Regions from separate parts of the Homo sapiens genome. Here all the other regions are linked to region 1. The links are chromatin loops, found by intact Hi-C in ENCODE. Cell type or tissue: mammary epithelial cell. All regions are shown on one strand.

Evidence for each region. A loop is a pair of places that touch in the nucleus more often than their neighbours do. Peaks named below come from ENCODE experiments on the same cell type or tissue, not always from the same donor. Only the 100,000 strongest peaks of a DNase experiment are listed, where the experiment ranks them.
Region 2: it touches region 1 in a loop (3.0-fold over the local background); 2 of 110 quality-filtered maps call a loop at or near these places.
Region 3: a loop joins it to region 1, with 15 times the contacts of the local background. A loop is called at or near these places in 11 of 110 quality-filtered maps.

What each region holds. Positions count from the first base shown.
Region 1 is chr12:46,931,159-46,939,158 of GRCh38, reverse strand. No RefSeq gene overlaps it. Among named protein-coding and RNA genes, the nearest start is that of SLC38A4, 110 kb to the right of the region's middle. In mammary epithelial cell, a CTCF peak has its summit at 4,984 (motif pointing right); a DNase peak (open chromatin) is centred at 858; H3K27ac peaks cover 451 bases.
Region 2 is chr12:46,439,963-46,447,962 of GRCh38, reverse strand. The region is part of intron 2 of SLC38A4-AS1 (SLC38A4 antisense RNA 1); the gene reads right to left. All of the region lies in intron 1 of LOC124902923 (a long non-coding RNA gene), which reads left to right. Among named protein-coding and RNA genes, the nearest start is that of SLC38A4-AS1, 60 kb to the right of the region's middle. In mammary epithelial cell, a CTCF peak has its summit at 3,889 (motif pointing right); DNase peaks (open chromatin) are centred at 5,072 and 5,452; H3K27ac peaks cover 5,061 bases.
Region 3 is chr12:46,149,672-46,157,671 of GRCh38, reverse strand. No RefSeq gene overlaps it. Among named protein-coding and RNA genes, the nearest start is that of SLC38A1, 120 kb to the left of the region's middle. In mammary epithelial cell, a CTCF peak has its summit at 4,230; a DNase peak (open chromatin) is centred at 3,241; H3K27ac peaks cover 377 bases.

The DNA.
Region 1 (8,000 bases):
CAGGCATGAGCCACCGCGCCCGGCCAGGTGTTTATATCCTTGCACTTAACAATTTCTCATGATATATTTTCAGGTAAATAAATGTTATTTTACAACATCATTTTTAATGATGGCATAGAATTTCTGTGTATAAAGGTACCATAGAATATTTAACCATTTTCTACATTTAGCATTTGGACTGTTTTCAATAAACAGCACTATGGTAAACATTTTCAGCTAAATATCTGTTTCCTTAGGATTAAAATTTCCTTTTGGTCAATTACTAGATATAAAAATGCTGGTCCAAAGCACATACATATTTTTAAGGCAGTTGATAATTAGGGTGGCAGCATTTTCTGAAGAAACCTTTAGCTATTAATGACATCTCACCTGGGTTTTTGCAACAGACAACTAACTCGAGAGAAAAATTTTACTAAGAAAATGTTGCAAGTCACTCTATTTTGTACAGAAAAAAAAATAGTGGAATCTTTTGGTTTTCAAATGAATGTTTGGTTTCAGGTTAAGTTGAGTATGCCTATAGGAGATATGTTTTAAAACGAAGGAATAATCTGGGCCCGTTGATCATTGGAAGAATATAGGCACACCAGAAATGCAGAGGGCACTTTAGTGCAAGGGATTGTCCTGGACTTTGTCCTGAGCCACCCAGGATGTTAGAAGTCCCACACTATTGAGTGGGGTCATTGACAGTGACTGGCAACATGACATGAAACTCTCTTCCTGGTTAATCTTTTCTTTTTCACTTCATTGAAGGGCATGAAGCTGCTCAAGAGTCAAATATCAAATCAAGCCTGTACAAACCACCACAAGCTGAGTAAATTCATTTGTGATTTTTTAAAACAAAAACGCCAGGTGTGACTCAGCACTCCAAAAAATCCAGTGTGCACTCAATATAAAGGAGCTTTGTTGAAGAGTCAAGAAAGAAACAAGACTTCTGGTTTTGGCTCGGCATGTAAGGAGCTTAGAAGTCACCATTCCATCCAAAGAACAACTAAACAGCAAAGAGAACAAAGAATGAAAAAAAAGAACAGCAGAGAATATTCAAGAACTGTGGGACAACTATAAAAGGGGTAACATATGCATAATGGGAATACCAGAAAGAGAAAAAGAGAGAAAGGAATGGAAGAAATATTCAAGTAATAATGACTGAGATTTTTCCAAATTAATGTCAGACACCAAACCACAGATTGAGGAAACTCAGAGAACACCAAGCAGGGTAAATGCCACAAACAAACAAACAAACAAAAAACTCAACAATGAGGCATGTCATATTCAAACTGCAAAAAATTCAAAGGTTAAAAAAAATCCTGAAAGAAGCAAGAGGAAAAAAAATACTTTACCTATAGAGGATAAAAGACAAGAAATATAGCCAACTTTGTCCTTGCAAATAAGAAGAGAGTGAAGTGAAATATTTAAAGTATTTAATGAATATTAAGTAAAGACAATATTTATATTTATTTGTAAGATATAACAAATATAACAAATATGTTTATATTTATTTGTAAGATAAATATAACAAATATGTTTATATTTATTTGTAAGATTAATATAACAAATATGTTTATATTTATTTAAATATAATATGTAATAATGCATACATAAATGATAGATAATATTTACATTTATTTGTAATAAATAAATATTAAATAAATAAAAACATTTGAAAATGTTTAAAATACATTGGAAAGAAGGAAAATATGTCAGAAATTTGAATATACATAAAGAAAGGAAGAGCAGCTTCCTTTATAGCAGCTTTATTCATAATTGTCAGACTTGGAAGCAACCAAGACGTACTTTAGTAGCGAAATGAAAGAGTAAACTATAATGCATTCAGCCAATGTAATTTTATTTAGCACTAACAGGAAATGTGCTATCAAGCCACAGAAAGACATGGAGGAGCCTTAGAGCATATTTCTGAGTGAAAGAACTCAATCTGAAAGTTACATACTGTATAATTCTAACTATATGACATTCTGGAAAAGGCAAAACTATGGAGATAGTAAAAAGATCAGCGGTTGACAGGATTTGAAGGAGGAGAGAGATGATTTGGCGGAACATAGAAAATTTTTAGGACAATGAAAATACTCTGTATGGCACTGTGATGGTGGATTTCTGTCATTTACATTTTTTGAAACCTGTAGAATTACACCAAGCATGAAGATTGATGTAAACTGTGATAATAACATGCTAATGTAGATTTGTAGTAAAGGTACCACTCTGGTAGGGGATGTGATAATAGGAGGAGCTTTGCATGTTTCGGGTGGGTGTGCATGGGAAATCTCTGCCTTCCCCTTAATATTGCTGTGAATCTAAAACTGCTCTAAAAAAATTAAGTATTTAAAACAAGAGAGACAGAAAGACAGGAGAGAACAATATGTAGTAGAACAAGTGGAGGACTCAGAAAAGAAAGGCTGGGGCAGTGGCCTGGGCAGGAAAGTAGAGAAAAGCTATAGTCCCATTTTCAGTGGTCACAAAGAATTACTGGGAAGTGGAAGGGAAGGGTGCACATGTTTATCTTAATTTTATTCTGGAGTTAGTTAAAATGCACTTACCCACACTTTAACAAAGAGAAATGGTTAAATCAATAAACTAAATATGTGCCTTAAACACAGAACACAGAAAATGTAGGTGCTCAGCTCAGGTCCCAGGTGAACACCAGGTAAATAATGGAAAAACTCTCAGAGGTAGAGGGGCTGGAGAAGGAGACAGTGTTGAGGTGTTTGCATATATTCTTTCTAATGTCAATTGACTTCACTCCTCTTCCCTTTCCTACTCCTCACCAGGAAAGAGACCACTATAATGGTCAAATAATTCTGTGTTCCCTTTCTGCACACACTCAACAAAAATGCACACTGCCCTGTTGAGATCTCTCTTCACTGCAAGGCCTAGAGGAGACCATGCTTAATAAGCCGGGAGTCAGGGCCCTGCCCGAGCTGTCATAAAACAAGATGAAAGCCTAGGATACTTTAAATAAGAGGAATGTGGGGGGCACAAAACAGACTGAAATACTAAAGGAAAGCAATAGAAAAACAAAAGAAAACAAACAAAAACAGAACTGAGACAACAAAAGTTGAAAAAATATGTTTTTTTTACAAATCACAGTTGTATTAAAAATATCTTCCCTAGAGAAATTTTGGGGAATATTAATATCTTTTACATAAGGAGTTTCTATCAGCCAATCAATATTTTCTAAACCTAACACTTCTTAATTTACAATTAAATGACAAAGACAAGCCAGTGATTTGGGATGCTTCTTTTATAACAAAATAGAGTATGATTGGTAACTTGTTACATTTAATGATAATGATAGCTTATATTAATTGAGAACTTGCGAAGTGCCAGGAATAGCATTAAATACTTAACATATGTTAACTTATTATCCCATTTTAGAGATGAAAAAACTGTGTCACTGAGACTGAAGTAAATTACCCAAAGACTCATCCTGTGGATGATTGGTAGAGCAGGGCTTTGAACCCAGGCACTCTGATGCCAGCATGCATGTTTTTAACCCTGTACTGCCCTGGCTTCCATGTGGAACAGCGTCACTGGAGTGGAAAGAGCTGATCAACTCACTATGCACAATCTTCAGTAATGTTCTGTAGAGTTTTTTTTTTCAATGAACATAAACTGGTCTTCTATGAAAAAGATCTTTACAAAGATTTACAGCACATTGCTGGTTCCAAAATGCCAGCTTAATAAAGGCAGTTGTGCAGAAGTGCTTTGATGATATCTGTATGAATAAAAGAAGTATTTTTATGATTTGACTCCAAAGAACACAAATCCTTTAAGCTTGTTTAGATCTTCCATGAAGAATGTTGACTTCTACCAATAATCTTTTAAAAAACGAATTCCATTTTAAATATTCAAATAACTTACTCTAAAAATATAAGAACTAAAAAAGTAGTTTTTTTAAAAAATGAACCTACTGGAGTTGTCTTGAAAACAAATGAACAACAGGACAAAAATATAGAAGGTTTCTTTGTGTTCTTCACGTTGAGGCAGACTCCTTCATAGTTCTTAGCAACAAGCATAATGTTCTTAAGAAGTGTGTATCTATCAGATAAGAAAGTATAAAACTAAGGGCAATAATGCAAGAGCAAGACCAGAAGACACCATAGAGCCGTCGGCTTGTATGTTCTGTGGGGGTTGATTATCCACATCAAAGCTTCCAAGTCTTCTGGTTCCTCCTCTTAGGACTGTGTGATCTTGTGCTAGGTTGACAACAATGATGAACAAACATCAGGTCTGACATTGCCAGTCTCGATTTTTACAGAAGTCCCGTCCTGACAATTGCAACACACTCCTGCTTCCCTTTGTACATAGGTAGGATAATGCATTTCTATTTGACTGGAATGTATATTCTCAGTCTCTTCTCACCAGCCTAGGTATTAGCTACTCGGCGGACACATAAGTAACTGTGAGGTGGAATGTGAGATCTCACACAATGCGCACCTTTTAAAATAGTCATGGTGACAAAATTCAATAACAATTTTCTAGGTTGGGGTGGAAAATATTTTCAGAGAAGAATAACGACAGCTAAAACAAAAGGTAGACAGCCGATTTATAATCTAGAGCAATGCACCAGGGCAGGAGAAACACCAGGGTCAGGGAAGTGTTCTGTTCTCCTTTCTCTTTCCCTCTCCTAAAGACAACACTGAAACTCAGTAGCCACATCTATCTTTTCTTTAAAGCACCAGGGTCAGAAACAATATAGGAGAAACAGAGTAGGAGGTTTGTTAAGAGACGACAGAGTCTTTGGAAGGCTCCTGGAAAATAGGAAATACTTCTTGACATTAATTGATCTTTTTCCAAAATCTTCATTATATTTACCTCAAAAGTGCTATATGGTTCTCTTGCACCTGTTTTCAAGATAATAGAGCTTTGGGCAATGATCTCCTAGTCAGTCACCCCATATCGACAACTATTGCTGCACAACTCCCAACTCCTTAGGAAAGGGCTGTGCATGGTAAAGTCATTCACACCCAAATTCTAACAGTAGATGTCAGCACTAGCCTTGCTCATTTAGTTTCACATATGTTTTAGGGAATCAGAATTCAAACTGTTATTTGTTCAATGGCAACATCTTAAGGACAGGAAATATCTAAAATATTATTTTGAAAGAAAATAGATAATTATATGCTTGCCATAAAAATTGAAATTTTCTCTTGGGAATGAAGAATTTGGAGAGGCTGCCCACATTTATGTAGACATGTTGAAATGTAAATTGAAAACCAAGCCTACTTTTAGATAGTTTTTATTCCTCATCAAACTCCCAGACGAATCTATTTGTTATAACATTCCTGAAGAAAGTAACAGATAGTGCTTGAAGTTAAAGAGGGAAAATTCTTATCTTATCGTATAAAATTTACATCTGAAGGCTTGACAGAGTTAGCTTTAATTATGCTTTTTTAAAAACAGACTTTACAGAGCCCGGGTGTGGTGGCTCACCCCTGTAATCCCAGCACTTTGGGAGGCAGAGGCAGGCGGATTCCTTGAGGTCAGGAGTTTGAGACCAGCCTGGCCAAGATGGTGAAAGCTCACCTCTACTAAAAAATACAAAAATTAACTGGGTGTGTTGGCGTGGGCCTGTAGTCCCAGCTACTAGGGAGGCTAAGGCAGAAGAATCGTTTGAACTCTGGAGGCAGAGCTTGCAGTGAGCTGAGATCATGCCACTGCACTCCAGCCTGGGAGACAGAGGGAGACACTGTCTCAAAAAATAAAATAAAATAAAAATAGACTTTATTTTTTAAAGCAGTTTTAGGTTGACAGCAAAGTTGGGCAGAGGTACAGAGATTTCCCATGTACCCCTTGCCCTCCCACACATACAGTCTCCCCAGCTATCAACATCCCCCACCAGGGTGGTACATTTGTTACAATTGATGACCTGTATTGAAGCATCATTATCTCTCAAAGCCCATAGTTATATTAGTCTTAGCTCTTGGCGTTGTACATTTTATGAGTTTTGATAAATATGTGATACGTACTCCCCATTGTAGCATCATAGAGAGTAGTTTTACTGCCTTAAAAATCCTCTGTGCTCTGCATATTCATCCCTCCTGTCCCCCTAACTCTTGGCAACCACTGAACCTTTTTGAATGTCTCCATATTTTTGTCTTTTTGAGGATGTCATATAATTGGAATTATACAATACATAGCTTTTTCATTGACTTACTTCATTTACTAATATGCATTTAAGTTTCCTCCCTATCTTTCCATGGCTTGATGGCACGTTTCTTTTTTTGTTCTAAAAAAAATTTCATTGTCTAAATGAACCACAGTTTCCTTATCCATTCACTTACTGAAGGACATCTTGGTTGCTTCCAAGTCTGGAAATTACAAATAAAGCAGCTATAAACATCTGTGATTCAGGTTTTTGTGTGGACACAAGTCGTCAGCACATTTGGGTAAATATCAAGGAGTATGATTGTTGGATTGTACGTTAAGAGTCTCTTTAGTCTTACAAGAAACTGACAAGCCATCTTCCAAAGTGGCTGTACCATTTTGCATTCCATCAGCAATGAATGAGACTTTTTGTTGCTTCATATTCTTGCCAGCACTTTGTATTGTCAGTGTTCTGGGTCTCTGGCCATTCTAACAGATGCTTATTGCCATCTCATTGTTTTAATTTGAATTTCCCTAATGACATGATGTGGAATATCTTTTTATGTCCTTATTTTCCATCAGAATATCTTCTTTGGTGAGCTGTCTGTTAAGATCTTTTGTCCACTTTTTAATTGAGTTGTTTTCTTGTTGTTTTTATTGTATTGAGTTTTGAGAGATCTGTATATATTTCAGACAGCAGTTATTTATCAGATATGTCTTTCACAAATATTTTCTTCCAGATTGTGAATTGCCTTTTCATTCTTCTGACAATGTCTTTCACAGAGCAAAGGTTTTTAGTTTAATGAAGTCCCGTTTATTCATTCTTTCTTTTATAGATTGTGTCTTGGTGTTGTATCTAAAATGATATCACCACACCCAAGTCATCATTTTCCCCTATGTTATGTCCTAGGAGTTTTATAATTTTGCATTTTACTTCGTGTCTCTGATCCATTTTGAGTTCATTTTTGTGAGGGTGCAAGATCTGGGTGTAGATTCATTTTTATGCATGTGAACATCCAGTTGTGCCAGCATCATTTGTTGAAAAGACTCTTTGCTCCATTGTATTGCCTTTGCTCTTTTGTCAAAGATTAGCTGACTATATTTATGTCGGCATATCTCTGGGCTCTCTATTCTGTTTCTCTGATGTATTTGCATATTCTTTCACCAGCACCACACTGCCTTGATTGCTATAGCTTCATGGTAATTTCTGACATTGCATAGCATCAGTCCTCTAACTTTGTTTTTCTCCTTCAATATTGTGTTGACTATTCTAGATCTCCAAAAAAATAGAATCTTTTTTATCAATAGTTACAAAATAACATGCTGAAACTTTGGAATTGCATTGTGTCTATAGATCAAGTTGGAAAGAACTGCCATTTTGACAATATTGAATTTTCCCATCAAAGAACAGTAATACCTCTCCGTTTATTTAGTTCTTTCATTTCTTTCATCAATGTTCTCTTCATATAAATCTTGGACATATTCAGTTAGATTTATATCTAAGTATTTAATTTTGGAGCTGTTAATGTAAATAGTATTATGTTTTTTCTTTCTTTTTTCTTTTTTTTTTTTTTGAGATGGAGTCTTGCTCTGTCACCCAGGCTGGAGTGCAGTGGCGTGATCTCGGCTCACTGCAAGCTCTGCCTCCCGGTTTCACGCCATTCTCCTCCCTCAGCCTCCAGAGTAGCTGGGACTACAGGTGCCCGCCACCACGCCCGGCCAATTTTTTTTGCATTTTTAGTAGAGACGGGGTTTCACTGCATTAGCCAGGATGGTTTCGATCTCCTGACCTCGTGATCTGCCCACCTCAGCCTCCCGAAGTGCTGGGATTACAGGCGTGAGCCACCATGCCTGGCCAATAGTATTATGTTTTCTTTCTCTCTTTCTTTCAAGACAGAGTC
Region 2 (8,000 bases), 490 kb after region 1:
AAAATTAGCCAGGCATGGTGGTGGGTGCCTGTAGTGCCAGCTACTCGGGAGGCTGAGGCAAGAGAATGGCGTGAACCCGGGAGGCGGAGCTTGCAGTGAGCCGAGATCGCACCACTGCACTCCAGCCTGGGCGACAGAGCGAGACTCCGTCTCAAGAAAAAAAAAGAAAAGAAAAGAAATGTCTGTTGTTTTACCATACTAATTGTGGGGATGATTTGTTATGCAGCAAGAGATAACTCATACAATTGGGGAAATGTTTCCTCATCATTGATTTAATGGCTAAAAGTAATGTGACTGTGTCTCATTAAAAAAAAAAAAAAAAAACAAAACAAACAAAAAAACCTTTCCTATCTGCACATTAAAAAAAAGATGAGAAACAGAATTTTCTAGCCTGTGTCTAAATAATTCAGATTATGAATTTGAACCAACTACTAAAAATATTAAAATGCAACATCTTCCAAAGAGTTTACAAGAATGACTAAATGATATCAGGAAAAACAGAAAGTTATTAATTACATTTCAAGAAAAACCTAAGTACAGTGTTTAAGACTGAAAAAAAAAACTGCAAAAACTGCATTATGACTTAGTTATAATGCCAACAAACACTCCTTCAATCGGAACTGCACTTCACTATTTGTGAAGTGTCTTGATTTAATTAAAACTAGAAATCAAAATAAACTGAACTTAGAACCAGTCCTTTAAATTACCCCATCATAAAGTGTTAAATCAAATTTTTCAAAAACATATCTGCATTTTCAAACACATTATTCATTCTAATGTTTAAGAAAATTTTATAGGAGCAAAAACTAACATTATCTTTAAATATTTCCTATTTAATTACATCTGTGTGTATTTCCGAAGGGATATAAGAAACTAATCTGATAGTGTATATATAAAAATAAATATATGCAAATAAACACATATTTGAAGAGTATATGCTCAAGTTATTTTTACTGGTAGGTGTATGCAATTAAAAGAGTTTATATAGCCCTGACCTCAAAGACAATTCCAAATGCTTTCCCTCAGTTGGCACAACCTATCTTTTTAGTCCTGGTCTTAGAGCCACTTGCAATTCTCAGGACACGATTGACTGAGCTTAGAAGCAGATCCTGTTGCAGAAGTCCCTTTCTACACCACTACTCCTATACCCACTCCCAAGTCCATGGAAGAATTCCTCCTCATATTTCAACGCCTAGCTTACTTGTCAAACAATTCATAACATTTCCTCCCTCCTTCCCCTCCTTTCACCTCTTAATGCTCTCAAAGTTCCTTTTTAACCCTTTTATTACAGAACTTACCATCCTATGTTATATTTTAAGGATTTGTTTCTGTTCCATTTACCCTTAACAAACCAAGGGCTTTCTACAAAATTTGCTTAGTAGCAGGTAGTATGCTGAAAATGCTGTTGAATACATGAATTAATGGATGAACTAATTTTTTCAGAACTTTTTTCCTGTGGCTCAAACTATAGCAAGTTGAAAAGGGAATCTCCTGTCTTATTCCAGTCAGATATCTGTATATCTCACCACCAACATTTAACTTAATAATTATTTTTCCAAAAAAAATTAAAAATTAATTTAAGTAACAGATTCAGCATTTCTGAGCAGATTTCTTACAACCGTGTAAGCAGCAATATCCTATGGTAAGGAGCCAGACTGTGTCAGGTTAAATCCACCTTTGGCACCTATTAACTCTGTAATATTGGATATATTAAATATCCTCATTGCACCTCCATTTCCTCATCTGGTAAAATGGGGAAAATAAGATATGGCACAGACCTTATCTTATTAAAGGTCCATAAATGTTGCTTGTTATCCTGTTGACGTTTTGCAGATGTATTAAATAAATATTAAGTGCTAAATATACTCCCAGACTAAGCCTCCCTGGACCTCCAGTGAATGCACACAGCACACACAGAGATAAGCATGTTAAGGACAGGAGCTCTGTCTACTTTTATTTTCATTGTAGCCCTAGAACCTGGCACATAATAGGTGCTCAATTACTGTTTGTTGATTGATTTCAGAATTCCCCATACATTTCTGCCTTATACAGATTTGAATCCACATTGTAGTTTCAGACTACCCTTTCCAAAAGCATTCTCAGGATGGCTATTGTCAGAATCAGGATGTGGAAAAACAGTTAATGTGGTTATGTTGCAGGAAAAGCTGAGAAGAAGACCTGAAAGGAAATGACAGTTCAATAAAGACCAACATTCTATCAGTAAAATAATGGGAAATGATTCATAAACGCAGTATTTACACACAAGTACAAAATGTTCTAGTACTTCAGAAAGTAAAGAAGGTTCATTTAAAAACAAACAACAACCTTGGCAGACTCTAACATAGAATTAAAAACTTTTAAAAATTAAACCAATTCTATTGTCAGAATTCTTTTGATTGTCAGCAGACTAGAACAAGATTAACTAGTATAAGAAAGAAATTGTACGGTGTCACATAGGTGCCAAATTTAGAAGACTGTCTCGCCAACTTAAAGGTCTCTTCAGGTGGGCCCGTCCATCTCTCTACCCCTTTCTCCACACATCTGTTCATCCCTCTGACTCCAGCCTCTCTCTAGATTTTTAGTTTTTTATCTCTTACTACGGGCAAGTTTCCTTGATTTGGCAGTGGAAAAAAAAAGGGGGAGAAAGGCTGCAAATGACTGCAAGCAAACTGCATCCCAGCTCACTGGCCAGAGGTGAAAGGTTTCCTTTCCTCTTAGCTGCATATAGGGTGGGAAGGGATGCTGGGAAGACCGGACAATGTGCATCCACCACATCCAAAAAGGAAAACATGCTCAGAATTCTACTACCACACACAAACTACATCTCATCTTCACACTTCCTTCCAACATTAATGAATAACTTTTAATTACTATCCTGGTACATATTTTTTCTTTTGGCTTTTTGTCTTAAGCATTTTACCTGTTCCTCCAGAGGCTTTATAATGACCAGATTTAAGTGTCTAAAAGTCATTATGCAATAATTCACCTATCATTTCCTTAATGATTAAAATTTATGTAATTTCCAGATATAGCTACATTTAAAATACATTATAATTATTCTCCTCTTACCTGAAACATGTTACTTTAAAAAAGTATCTCCTTAAGATAATTCTCAGAAATTGAAATAATGGGTGCAATGTTAAGAACATTTATATAGATCTGGTTCTTAGGATACATTATCAAATTTTTGTTCAAAAAGTTGTATTAAATTTCAGTGTCTCCACAATACATACGTGCTGCAGCATCACCATATCTTCATCAGCAGTGAGAATCATATGCAGATAAACGTTTAAGTCATGGTTCCTAAACATTCTCACTAGCTCAGAATGCCGTCATTAATCCTACTACACTTATGGCCTGACCTCCTCACCTGGGAAGACACAGGAAACTGCCAAGCATAGTTCTAGCACACAGTAGGCACTCACTAAAAGTTAGATAAAATTTCAACTGAATGTATTATGTTCCTATTCATGTTTCCAGGGAAGATCAGCTTTTGAAATGTTAGCTTTGATCATACTAACTATAGAAAAAAGATAAGCAAAAAAATATATATCTTCTGGTTACTTCTATGAAAACCTAAGACAGAAGACACAGGACTTACCTTTTTATCTGTCTACTCCCTTGATCTTCTCTTATCTCTGTTTTGGCAGAAAGGACAAATAAATCTGAGGGTTTTGTATTTTTTTTACACAGAAGCATAATGCAATTAGCACTGGTCCTTTTTAAAGACTGTTGTATTTTTAAAGATTAACCAAGCCTACCGTTGCTTAATTAATGTTGTGGGTCAAAACCCTGGATGCCCATCAGAATGACCTGTAGTGGGATTTTAAAATGTAGATATCTAAACCTCTTCCCAAATCCTCTGGTTTAGAATCTCCAACAGGTGGAGCCAGGTATTTGTAATTTTTTAAATCTCCACGAGTGATTCTGACACACAGCCATGGTTTGAGAACCAAATAAATCAACCAGTAATGAGGCATGAGTATTAATGTCAGTTATTCTTAGCCCTTCAATTTAAATTGCAAGCTAAATTTATTAGGGTTTTTTCCTTCTCCCTTTCTGCTGTTTCATGTGTCCATGTGGAGAAGGTTCCACAATAGCAATACTCCCCTCTCTCAACCAGTGCGATTGCTCAGCACCTCTGCCTGCCCTCTGCAGACCAGCCTGCAGCACCCATTCTGTCCCCCTACCCCAGGAAGCCTGTAGTTCTTTAGGTTTCCAATGACTGGCAACTGGGGATGTCCTCTTACTGCCTGACTGAAGGACTGGCAAGTCCCCTGAGCTAACACATCCATGCCACATTCTCCAGAATCCACTGACCTCTGGGACCCTCTCTCAATCTCCTTGTCAGCAACTGGGCCAGGAAAAGCGTGCTTATTTCTTGGGCTCCCTCAAACCCCACCTCTAGTTGTCTGTCTATGCATTTCATCTTCCTCGCTAGACAACATGCTCATTGAGGGCAAGTTTGCATATCTCTCCCTATGGTTTGTAAGGCTCAGAGCTTAGCACATACAGATACCAGACAGGTACGTGAAGAGCAAACATGGGCAGAAAACTGAGGTCCAATCTACACCTACGCCATGCCAAACACCACGTGAAGCCTTTATCTACCTTAGTTCATGCTACCCATACACACTCCTATGAGATAGGATTTAACATTCCCAAATTGCAGGCAAGAATAGAAATGGTCATCAAATGAAGTTCAGTCCATCAAAGACTATAGGCAAGAGCATTAAAAAAGTGGGATTGCATTGCTCTTTTTCTACCTGCTGCCTAGTTTTCTTGAGATAATTTACTGTAAGCACATAGCCGGAAGTCCACATATCCCTTATATGACAGACATGTAGTTATCTAGAGATGTGTTCTCTGTTGGAAATTGTCTAATTGATGAGATCTGACCCAGACAAGTGTTTTCTTTCGATGTTGTTCATTATCATGCAATCTTGGTATTTTAAATAGGATTATGCCGTTTGGGCTGGGCACTTAAAATTTCCCTAAGGGCCAAGGCTGAGTAATTTTCAGGTAATGAGCTTTAATGTCCAAGGAAAGAGACATCCTGAATCACCTTCTGAACCTGTGCCATGAATCTGCTGTAAAACTCAGTATCAGTAGTTCTAGAACCTCACATAATTGATCTTGTGACTTGAAATTGAATCACTTTCAAGGTTTCTTCCAAAGTGGTTTTGCCCTCCTGAACCATACTCTATTACAGCTACACTTATCCAGTCAGCTGAAGAAAAAGAAAATGATAATTCTCTGGTGTTCCTGCCTTTGTTGAGCAGCCTTTAAAGTCACTCTGAGCCCATTTCACCCTCAAGAGCAGAGGCACGCCAGAGGCAAACTCTCCCAGCCTGGAAAAAAAAAAAAAACACTTAGGTAAAATGCAGAGGAAAAGGAGATCTTACTGCTCGTGAGCCAGACTTAGGGATTCAGTCTTTCATACTCCAGGGGCTCTGAGTCACTGTGCTGTGGAAGTGATCTGAGTTATATAAATCCTTGTGCACATCACCAGAGAGAGACTCTATGTCAGTGTGCAATATTAGTGTGCAAAGTATAGTAAAATCTGTGAAGCCAGACCCCACTAGTTCAAAACTAGGGATCATAAAACCTTATACCTGGCACTATCTCCTGTTACAGATGAGTAAACAGGCTCATAGAAGTTGAGTGACTTGCCGGAAACCACATGGGTATTGAGTAGCAGGACAGTAGTTTGAAGGTAGTTCTCCAGAATTTAAGTCCAGTGCTCTGTTTTTAAAGAATATTTCCTGTAAATGCAGGGAAAGCTGAAATTTAACTTTATTCTAAGAAAAATATCACTTATAATCTAAAAAAGCCTAACTGAGGATATAGGTGAGGGTAAGCAGAAAGAGATATGTTTTTCCTACTTAAAAGAGATTACTGGGCTTGAGGAAGAAGTAGGAGGTAAGAATTAGAGGTCCACTCTTGAATTTATCAGCTGGGTAATTGAGGGGAAGTTAGTTGACTTTCTAGTTGTGAATGTCCAGTTTTTGACCTATAAAATGGACCTACTCACAGGGTTATTACAATTATTAAATGAAAGAGTACAGATAAACTAGCTGAAACTTAGCAGGTGCTCAATAAATGTTGCTACTCTTCCTTGAAACAGCTATAAATTAACACATTATTCTTATCCATTCAGTAGAGAGCTCTCCCAAGGACTCTTACTTCATGTTTTTTGGCCTTTTATTGGGTCTACTTATTGGCTTAATTGTTTATTGTCTGCTTCCTCCTACTAGAAGGTAAGCTAAAAGATAGCAGGCCTTTTTCTATCCAGTTCCACTCTTTATTCTCAGTTCGTAGGACAGGACTTGACCGATAGTGACAATTAGAAAAATTTGCCAGGCCAGGCACGATGGCTCATGCCTGCAATCTCAGCACTTTGGAAGGATGAAGCAGGCGGATTGCTTAAGTTCAGGAGTTCAAGACCAGCCTGGGCAACATGGCGAAACCCTGTCTCTACAAAAAATACAAAAATTAGCTGGGCTTGGTGGCACATGCCTGTTAGTCTCAGCTACTTGGGAGGTTGAGGCAGGAGGATCATCTGAGTCTGGGAGGTGGAAGTTGCAGTGAGCCAAGATCACACCACTGTACTCCAGCCTGGATGACAGAGCCAGACCCTGCTTCAAAAAGAAAAAAAAGAAAGAAAGAGAGGAGAAAGAAAATAAAAAAATAAAGAGAGAGAGGGAGGGAGGGAGGGAGGGGGGGGAAGGGAGGGAGGGAGGGAAGGAAGGAAGGAAGGAAGGAGGCAGGGAGGGAGGGAGGGAGGGAAGGAGGGAGGGAGGGAAGGAAGGGAGGGGAAAGAAAGAAAGAGAAAAGGAAAGAAAGAAAGAAAGAAAGAAAGAAAGAAAGAAAGAAAGAAAGAAAGGAAAGAGGAAAAAGAAAGAAAGAGAGAGAAAAAAGGAAGAGAAAGCAAGCAAGCTTTGCCAAGTAACATAAAAGAATTAACAGCTTCATAGGGAGAAGTGAACCCACTTCCCCCACCATAATCCTTTTAAGAAAAGAAGATTTCACTAATTCTTTTATCCTAAATTTTTCCTGTGTACAGAACATGGTTTTATGCATATTTTAACTTATGTATGTATATGCATATATATCCAATATCAAAATAAAGTATATACCCTTTATGAGGTAGTTGTTGTCACTGAAGAAAGAATAGATACTTGGGGAGAAACAAAGAGAAGCTCAATATTAATCTACAAATGTCTTACTTCTTTTACATTAAAAATGATAGACAAAGTCAAACAAGAGCTAATTTAATCAGAGGGGTAGAAACTGTGTGGGAAAATGGCATTGATACAGAAGAAATAGAAGCTGACCCTGTCCTAACAAATTTATGAAGTAAATAGTCCTATTCCAAGTTTACAAATTGGGGAATTGAGGCTTAGCAACTTGTCTAAGATCAAGTAGGCAGCAAGCAGCTGGACCAGGTGGGGAAGTGAGGACAGGGGTTTAGCCATTTAGACCCAACTCATGCCTGGAGGACTCAGCTTGATTTCCCAGCAGATCAGATTACCATTAGCAGAATTCCCAGTGTATCTGCCTCTGGAAAAACCTATATGATCATCATTATTAGAGCAGTGTCATTCCCCAGAGGAGTGAGATCGCTGAATGTCCTTTAGACAAATGATGTATTTGTGACTCATTGCCCTATTATAAATAAAAACACTGTGTTAGCCAATTTTCACCCAGTTATGGTCATTAATAACCCCAAAAAATCTCACTGGCTTTTTAACAACCAAGGTTTACTTCGCATTCACATTTCATGTGTTGGCCATGACTGTGCTCCACATGGCTTTTTCTTTCAGGATCCAGGCTTGAAGAAAGAACTCCTCCGGGGAACATGCTGAACTTGTGGCAGGGGGAAAGCAGAGTGCCAACTGCCATGGCCCTTAAAGCATTTGCCTGGAACTTCTACTCAGACATGGCTTACATCACGTCCTTTCACTCCATTGGCCAAAGCAAGTCACATGGCCAAGTGA
Region 3 (8,000 bases), 780 kb after region 1:
TGAAAGATACAGACAGATAAAAAGCAGGACAAAAGTAGAAGTAGTATTTACTACAGGCAAAATCAGTGAACCTGCATTCTGGGGCTGGAGAAGCAGGGCAAGAAACCAAGAAGAATGCCCTCTGGGAGGTGGAGAAGTTACACTAGGAAAAGACAAAAAGTACCAGTTCCAAGCTGAACAGTTAGCACCTCTCATCTCTCCCACATAAACAGTGTTTAAACAGAGGAGACAAACCAATTCTCAAATACAAAGATGAACAAACAACTAAGAATCTGCAAACATTTGGAAAACACTAATACCTTGAAACAAAGGCAAAAACTCAGCAAGTAAAACATTTTGAAGAATCATAGTTAAAAGAGCTCACAACATTTTGGAATAAGCATATAAAAATCTCTGGAAAGATGTAGAAGGACACTGTAACTAAAACATTAGCTGAATATGGTAGAAATTTAAGACTTGAAAAACAAAATAAAAAGATTGATTTAGGGGCAAAATAGTAGAGTGGACATAGACAAATAGCATTTTGAGAATGCTCTCAAAACAATGGAAAACATAAAGGAATAAAGAATACAAAGAGCCAGGCTCAGTGGCTCACGCCTGTAATCCCAGCACTTTGGGAGACTGAGGCAGGCAGATTACCTGAGGTCAGGAGTTCGAGACCAGCCTGGCCAACATGGTGAAACCCCATCTCTATAAAAAATACAAAAATTAGCCAGGCATGGTGGTGGACACCTGTAATCCCAGCTACTCGGGAGGCTGAGGCAGGAGAATCGCTTCAAAACAGAAGGCGGAGGATGCAGTGAGCTGAGATCATGCCACTGCACTCCAGCCTAGGCAAAAGAGTGAAACTCAGTCTAAAAAAAAAAAAAAAAAACAAAAACAAAAAAAAAAACCAAAGAAAAGTTTAGAGACATGAAAGATTGACCCAGATTTCCGCAGCCATTTAATAAGGGTTCTAGAAATAGGAGTTCATTTTAAAGGCATTCTAGAGAAAACGTAGGTGAGAAAAAATTGAGAAATTAGTAAAATAAGATTTCTTAGATTAAGAAAATATTCATATTGTTAACCACCAGGTTCCAAGCAGAATAAATTTTTAAAAAAATGATTTACTCAGAGTGACCCTTGTGAAATTTCAGAACAAAGAGAATAAGGTGGGCATTCTAAAGGCTTCTAGAGGGTAAACAACGGATGATCTATATAAGAATGAATATCATGTTGACATTAGACTTCAATAATGCTGAATTAAGAAGATTGTAACATCCTCAAAGTTCTGAGAAAAGATTGACCCTAAAATTCTATACCTAGCTAAACTATAACTTAGGTGAAGGCAAAGACATTTTTATAAATGTAACTACTCAAAAAATTATCAACCATGAGTTATCTCTGAAAAAATTAGTAAAGAATGTACTCCCAAATAATGAAAAATGAACTCAAGAAGAAGACACAGGAATAGAAAAAAGGGAGGAATGGACAAAGAAACTAGACAAAATTACAGATGCTCCTTGACTTATGATGAAGTTACATCCCAATAAACCTATTGTAAGTTGATAACATTTTCAACTTACAATGGGTTTATCCTGATGTAACCTCTTAGGTCGAAGAGCATACTGAATGGGTATGCTTTGACACCATCGTAAAGTTGACAAATCATAAATCAAACCATCATAAGTAGGGGACTTATTAAGTTATTATATACTTATAATTGTTAATTAATAATTTAACAATTATTAAGTTAAATCTTAATAATTTAACAATTATTAAGTTAAATCTTAATAATTTAACAATTATTAAGTTAAATCTTAATAATTTAACAATTATTAAGTTAAATCTTAATAATTTAACAATTATTAAGTTAAATCTTAATAATTGGAGGTAAGGAAAGAGAATAACCACCAGAAATGAAAATCCAGATGATCTCAGCATAAAATAGCAGCAGAAAAAGAGTAAGCTGGTAAATGAAGGTATGCAAAAGTTTGTCTCATGATTGAGTTAAATGCTGGATCACTCTAGACATAGAGAGAAAAATATACTTAAAAGGTATATTATAAAAGATATAAGAATAATCATTATGAAGTAGAAATAGATTGTGTAACTTCCAAGCAACTAGAAAAACTAAATGTAACAAAAACAAAATAAAACTTCGATGATTGAATAAAAGACAAAGAACAGGAGAAAATAAGCAACAAAAAACACAAAATCTATAAAACCATATGATAGGAAATCCAAAATTCACTCCTTGTAAACTTACCTGGAATATTGAGAACAATGAAAACAGGCCTTAGAAAGAAGTTTTATTTTAGAATAAGCCATCTTAGATGGAGGGACCCATTGGACCTATAACTTTTGTTGCAGGAAGGGATAAACCTAAGCCTGTCCAAAGCATCTGTCTCCGGCACTTGAAAAGCCAAATTACTGCTTTATATATTTACACATCCTTTCTCATGGGAACCCATAATATATTATGCTTGTGAAAGCTCTTAAGATCATGCTGCTTGCCAAAGAATCATCATAGGAAACCTATGCTACTTCAGAGTTTACATACATAGACAAATACACACATATATACATACAATACACATATATATTCATATATATAAATACACATTTTAAAAAACAGCTTTATTCAGATATAATTTATATGTCACTATATTTACATCATACAATTCAATGGCTTCTAATATATTTTAAGAGTGCAACCATCAGCATAATCTAATTGTAAAATATTTCATTACCCCAAAAAGGAATCTTATACCCATTAGCAGTCAAGTCCCACTTCCAAACTCTCCTCTCCCATCCTCCAGTCTCTAGCAACCACTAATCTACTTTCTGTCTTCACAGATTTGACTCTTCTGTGCATTTCATATAAATGGTATCACGCAATATGTGGTCTTCTGTGGCTAGCTTTTTCCACTTAGCATGAATGAAAGTTTATGCTTTTAAGGCTCATCCATCTTAATCTATCATGTATCTGTACTTCTTTCCTTTTATGGCCAAATAATAATTCATTTTGCTTATTGTGTAAATATACATATATATTATTGTGTGTGTAAATACATATATATATTAAATCTCTATTAATATCTTTTAGAATCATAGTTATAGATTTGGAAGTGGCCTGAGAGGTTATCTATATGCTAGTTCAACCCTTTCATTTATGTATAAGGAACAGCTTAGACAAGTGAGGCATCTTGCCTAAGGCCAAAAGTCAGTGGTTGATGGATTCCAGAATCCCAGACTGATCCCAGTCTGATTCCTTTCTGACTCAGATTCCTTTCTGAGTCAACTGCACTGTTTACTCTTCTAAGGAAAGAAAATAGTTTAAAACCTTTAAGGATATTTTGATGCAGGGAAGGGGACATGGGATGTCTAGTTTCCTGACAGAAAGTGATTGGTTTTTCTTACAGTGAAAGATGTGTTTAATCATTTTAATATGAGCTTCTACCCGGGGAACAACTTCCACACTAGAGACAATCCCCGCCCAAATTCACAGAACTACTGCAGTCCTTGCACAGGAAACATTTGGATTTCATCTAATTTAAATAAATATGTGGTGATATTTTTTCTTTAAGCATCCACAGGCATTCAGAGAGCTACATATGAATATTTGGGCATTATTTCATAAAGCAAATGTTATAGAAAGAAAGAAATTTTCATTTCTTAGGAAGTGACTGGAATAAAAATATGAAACTGAAAAAATGAAATAACAACAACAAAATGTTATCTAAAATGAAAGCAAAGCTGTTGGCAGTTATATATTGTGTGACTTTAATAGTCTGCTTCCCTGCTGGAATCTGACTAGCAATTCCATTTAACCATCTGAGTAATGATTTGTCTTAAAATTTTGCACCTTTTCTATAGGTTTTTGTGTCTTCATAAATGTAGCACTGTGTTTTAAAAAGATAGTGGCATTCTTTGGATATTTTGCTTTTCAAATACAAAGAATGGTGTTGTACACTTTTATACCACTACCCACCATAAATAAATATACCACACCACTATCTTTTTGCTAAGTACATGGTTGATTAATCACTATAGATTAAAGTAATCCCAAATCTAAAAACAATAGTTTTAAAGGCTAGTAGAAAGTGTATCTATAATTTATTGTTGTCTTAACAGTTTAATTTATAAATGAAAGAGTAATTGCAAAATTTTACCTCAAAAAAAAAAAACAAAACCATTTTTGGGATGTGTTCTTTCAATGAGAACAGCACCACCATCTGGAATGCAATAGTTTGTGCAATGAAAGAATTTACATGGTTTTCATTTTGTTTTGTCTTAGGCAACGGGGAAGTAATTTGTCTCTTCCCGAAAGGTTTTACAGGTAAAAATAATGCAAAATTAATATTTTGTTACCAAGTTAAAAATAACTATATTCCTCCTCTCTGACAAGGGATTTCTGTAGTTTGTGTCCGACAGAAATCAATTGATTTTAATGGCATCGGCCACTCATATGATTTTTTTATAGTTCATGTTATTATAAAATTTACATTTCAACAGGGATTTTCTTGGCTATGCATTTTCTCCACAACTAAAAAAAAAAACACATTTTCTTTTCTTTAACCTGAGGTTAAATAAGTTTGATCTGATTTCTTACTTTTTTTCAAAAGTAGTGATTAATCAGAGTATATAATTAAAAAAAGGAAGCAATCCTCTAAAAATTGAAAAATTCATACAACAGTTTTAAGCACTATACAAGCATGCAGAATTATTCTTATCATTATTATATAAATTCAAGGGAACTCTAATAGTGTGGCATATATACACACGTGAATGAAATATAGTTCTGTATAGTCGTTTTACTCAACAGTAAATAAAATTATGCAAGACTTAAGCTCTTCTAAAATTTAAAATACTGTATAATGTTTGTTAAAATCCCTGCTATTCTCATGAATGGAACAAAGCAATTTATTCAAGAGCCAAAAATCACATCCAACACTCTAAACAATCATTTTCTTGTATTAGGACATTTTAGTCAATTGCTTTATTGCTATTGTTTTTCACAAATGAGCCTTAAAACTCAACTCTCCAATGTTCCATTCAGTTGCCAAAATCAATCTCACCCTGCACTGAGCCATGTGCATCCTCTAAAGTGGAGCCAAGAACAATTGTGTTTCCTGAAAAACAAAGGCAAAGATTCTCCACTATGTCAAATGAACACTACAGATAGACATTCTTTCCGATCTATTCCTAATGTCACTTTTGTATTTCAGTTCTCTAGTCTGTGAATATGTTACCATTCAGCTTATTTGATTATGCTTTCTCCTTTACCACTACCATTCTAAAGATACTTAACCTAGTGGCTAACACTGAGCATTTACAGTATACCAGCACTGCAATAGGTGGCTCACATGCATTCATTCATTCTCATGATCATCCTAGGAAGTACGCACTATTACTTTCCCCACTTTTACAGATGAGGAGGCTGAGGTCCAGAGAATTTAAATAAATTTGCCCAAGGTCACACAGCTAATAAGAGGCATACCATGGGTTCCAACACAGATAGTCTGATTTCCTTACCTTAATTTTATGCATCCATCATCAATAGGATATTGGTTTAATAACTTATGATACATCCAGAGAAAAAATACCATTAAAAGTGCAGATGTAGGTCTATATGTATTAATATGAAAATGACCAGATTTATTTTAAGTAAAAAATCAGGTTGCAAAATGCTATGATTTTAAGATCCTGTTTTGTACAAATATTTGTGAGTTGGGTACAGAAAAAAGCCTGAAATGATATATATTGTTAAATGCTAATTGTATTTATCAACAAATAATAAGATTCCAAGTGGGTTTCACTTTCTTTTTGTGAATTTCTGCATTTTATTATTTTAAAAATGATTAGGCATTACTTTTATAGCACTTTTAAAAATGCTACTTTCATTGGGAAAACCAGAAAAGAAATAGACCTTGAAAAATGAGTATGACAACATCCCCTTTTTCTCCCTGTCATTTAGGTCTGTCAGAAATGTTTGTATATATTTGGTGACACCTTTCTAAATATTAGGGAATGCAGAGCTAGGGGGAAAATCTATTTTTATTACAAGTAAATACTTGACATGAGAACTTAACATCTCAAGGTTAATTTAAATATATTAATCCTAGGGATTTTTTTCCCACTAAGATTCAGCAGAAAAGTGTTTATAATCTTCTTAATCATCAGATTTTTTTAAAGATTGCTGACTGGAGCAATGATATTTTTGAACAGTGCCATAAATAGGCTTATGAACTACATGATACAAGGTAAGTCTCTCCTTCAAAGACTTAGCTTCTCCACTCAACAAACAACTATTATGCACCGACTCTGTGCCAGGCACAGACATTACTAAATACATGAAACAAGAGTCTCTACCCTTGAAAGGTTTAAGTTCTAGCAAAAAGTAGACAGCCAAGTAAACACACAGCATGGTTAACTCTGATAAGTGCTTGTATTAGTTAATTTTCACACTGCTATAAAGAAATACCTGAGACTAGGTAATTTTTAAAAGAAAGAGGTTTAATTAATTCACAGTGCTGCATGGCTGGGGAGGCCTCAGGAAATTTACAATCATGGCAGAAGGTGAAGAGGAAGCAGGAAACTTCTTCACAGGGCAGCAGGAGAGAGAGCAGGGAAAAACTGCCAAAGACTTTAAAACTATCAGATCTCATGAGAACTCACTCACTGTCACAAAAACAGCATGGGGGAAACCACCCCCAAGATCCAATCACCTCCCAACAGATCCCTCCCTCGACACATGGGGATTACAATTCGAGATGAGATTTGGGTGGGGGCACAGAGCCAAACCACATCAGCGCTAAATTAATAGTAAAGAAAATCATAGGGTACAAAGAAAGTCTACCTAGTAAGCAAGTCAAAAAAGGCTTCATAGTGGGGTAGCTCTAGACCTGGGCCTGGAGAGATAAAAATTTGTCTTCAGAAAGGAAGAGGGAATGACAAAATATAAGTAGCATTTCAAGGCATAATGAGAGTCAGATGAAAATAACACAATGGTTGGAGTGCTCAAAGAGGCTTTTTTAACTTACAAAAGTAGTATATCCTCATTGTAACAAATGAAACAATACAAAGCATTTAATTAAACAATATAAGGCATTCATTACCTCCCCCCACCCCCTTCCTCCATGCCCACTTCCCCAAGGAACAGCTGAACAGCCTGGTTAAATGATGTAAAAAATATTTTGCTAACATTTCTCATTACTTTATGGCTAAATTGGCTTTTATTAGCTGGTTTGGAGCTTAACTATATTTCCTTCCACACTTTCTCCATCAAACACAGAACACCCACAAGGGTTTTATTTGCTTACTTTTCATTTGCTTCACTTTGGTAAATATGGAATCATTCTACTCACATTATTCAGCAACTTTCTTTTTTTTTTTAATTTAGCCATCTACCCAAAGATATCTCTCTTGCTCAATGAATATAGATCTGATACATTTTTAAATAACTGCATAATATTGCATATAGTGGAATTCATTCGATCATTTCCCTATTGTAGAACATTCAGTTTGTTTTTATTCCTTTTTTCCCTCCCAATACAAACAATGCTTTAATGACCACTTTCTTGTGTGTATCCTGAATTTTGTGTGTGTTTATTTTTATGGGACAGACTTCTAAGTAAGTATTTGTTGAGTCAATTACTATGTGGACTTTAAATCTTAATAGACAATGTTAATTTTATTTCAAAAAGCTCCTAGTAATTCATACACCAGTAATGCATGACAGCATGTATTTCAGTCAGATTTATTTTTTAAATATATCTATCTTTCTCTTTAGACAGTGAATCCCTTGAAAGCTTCTCTGACATTAAATGCCATCACTTTTTAAAGGCTTTGCTAATCTGATGGCTGAAAGATGATACAATTTAAATTTTCCCGGATATCTGGGAAATTAAATAACATTTCTTATGTTTGTTGGACTTTTTGAGTTCCTGTTCTGTCAATTTTCTCTTCATATACTTTGCCCATCTTCCTATCAGATTTTTTATTTGTCTTACTATTTT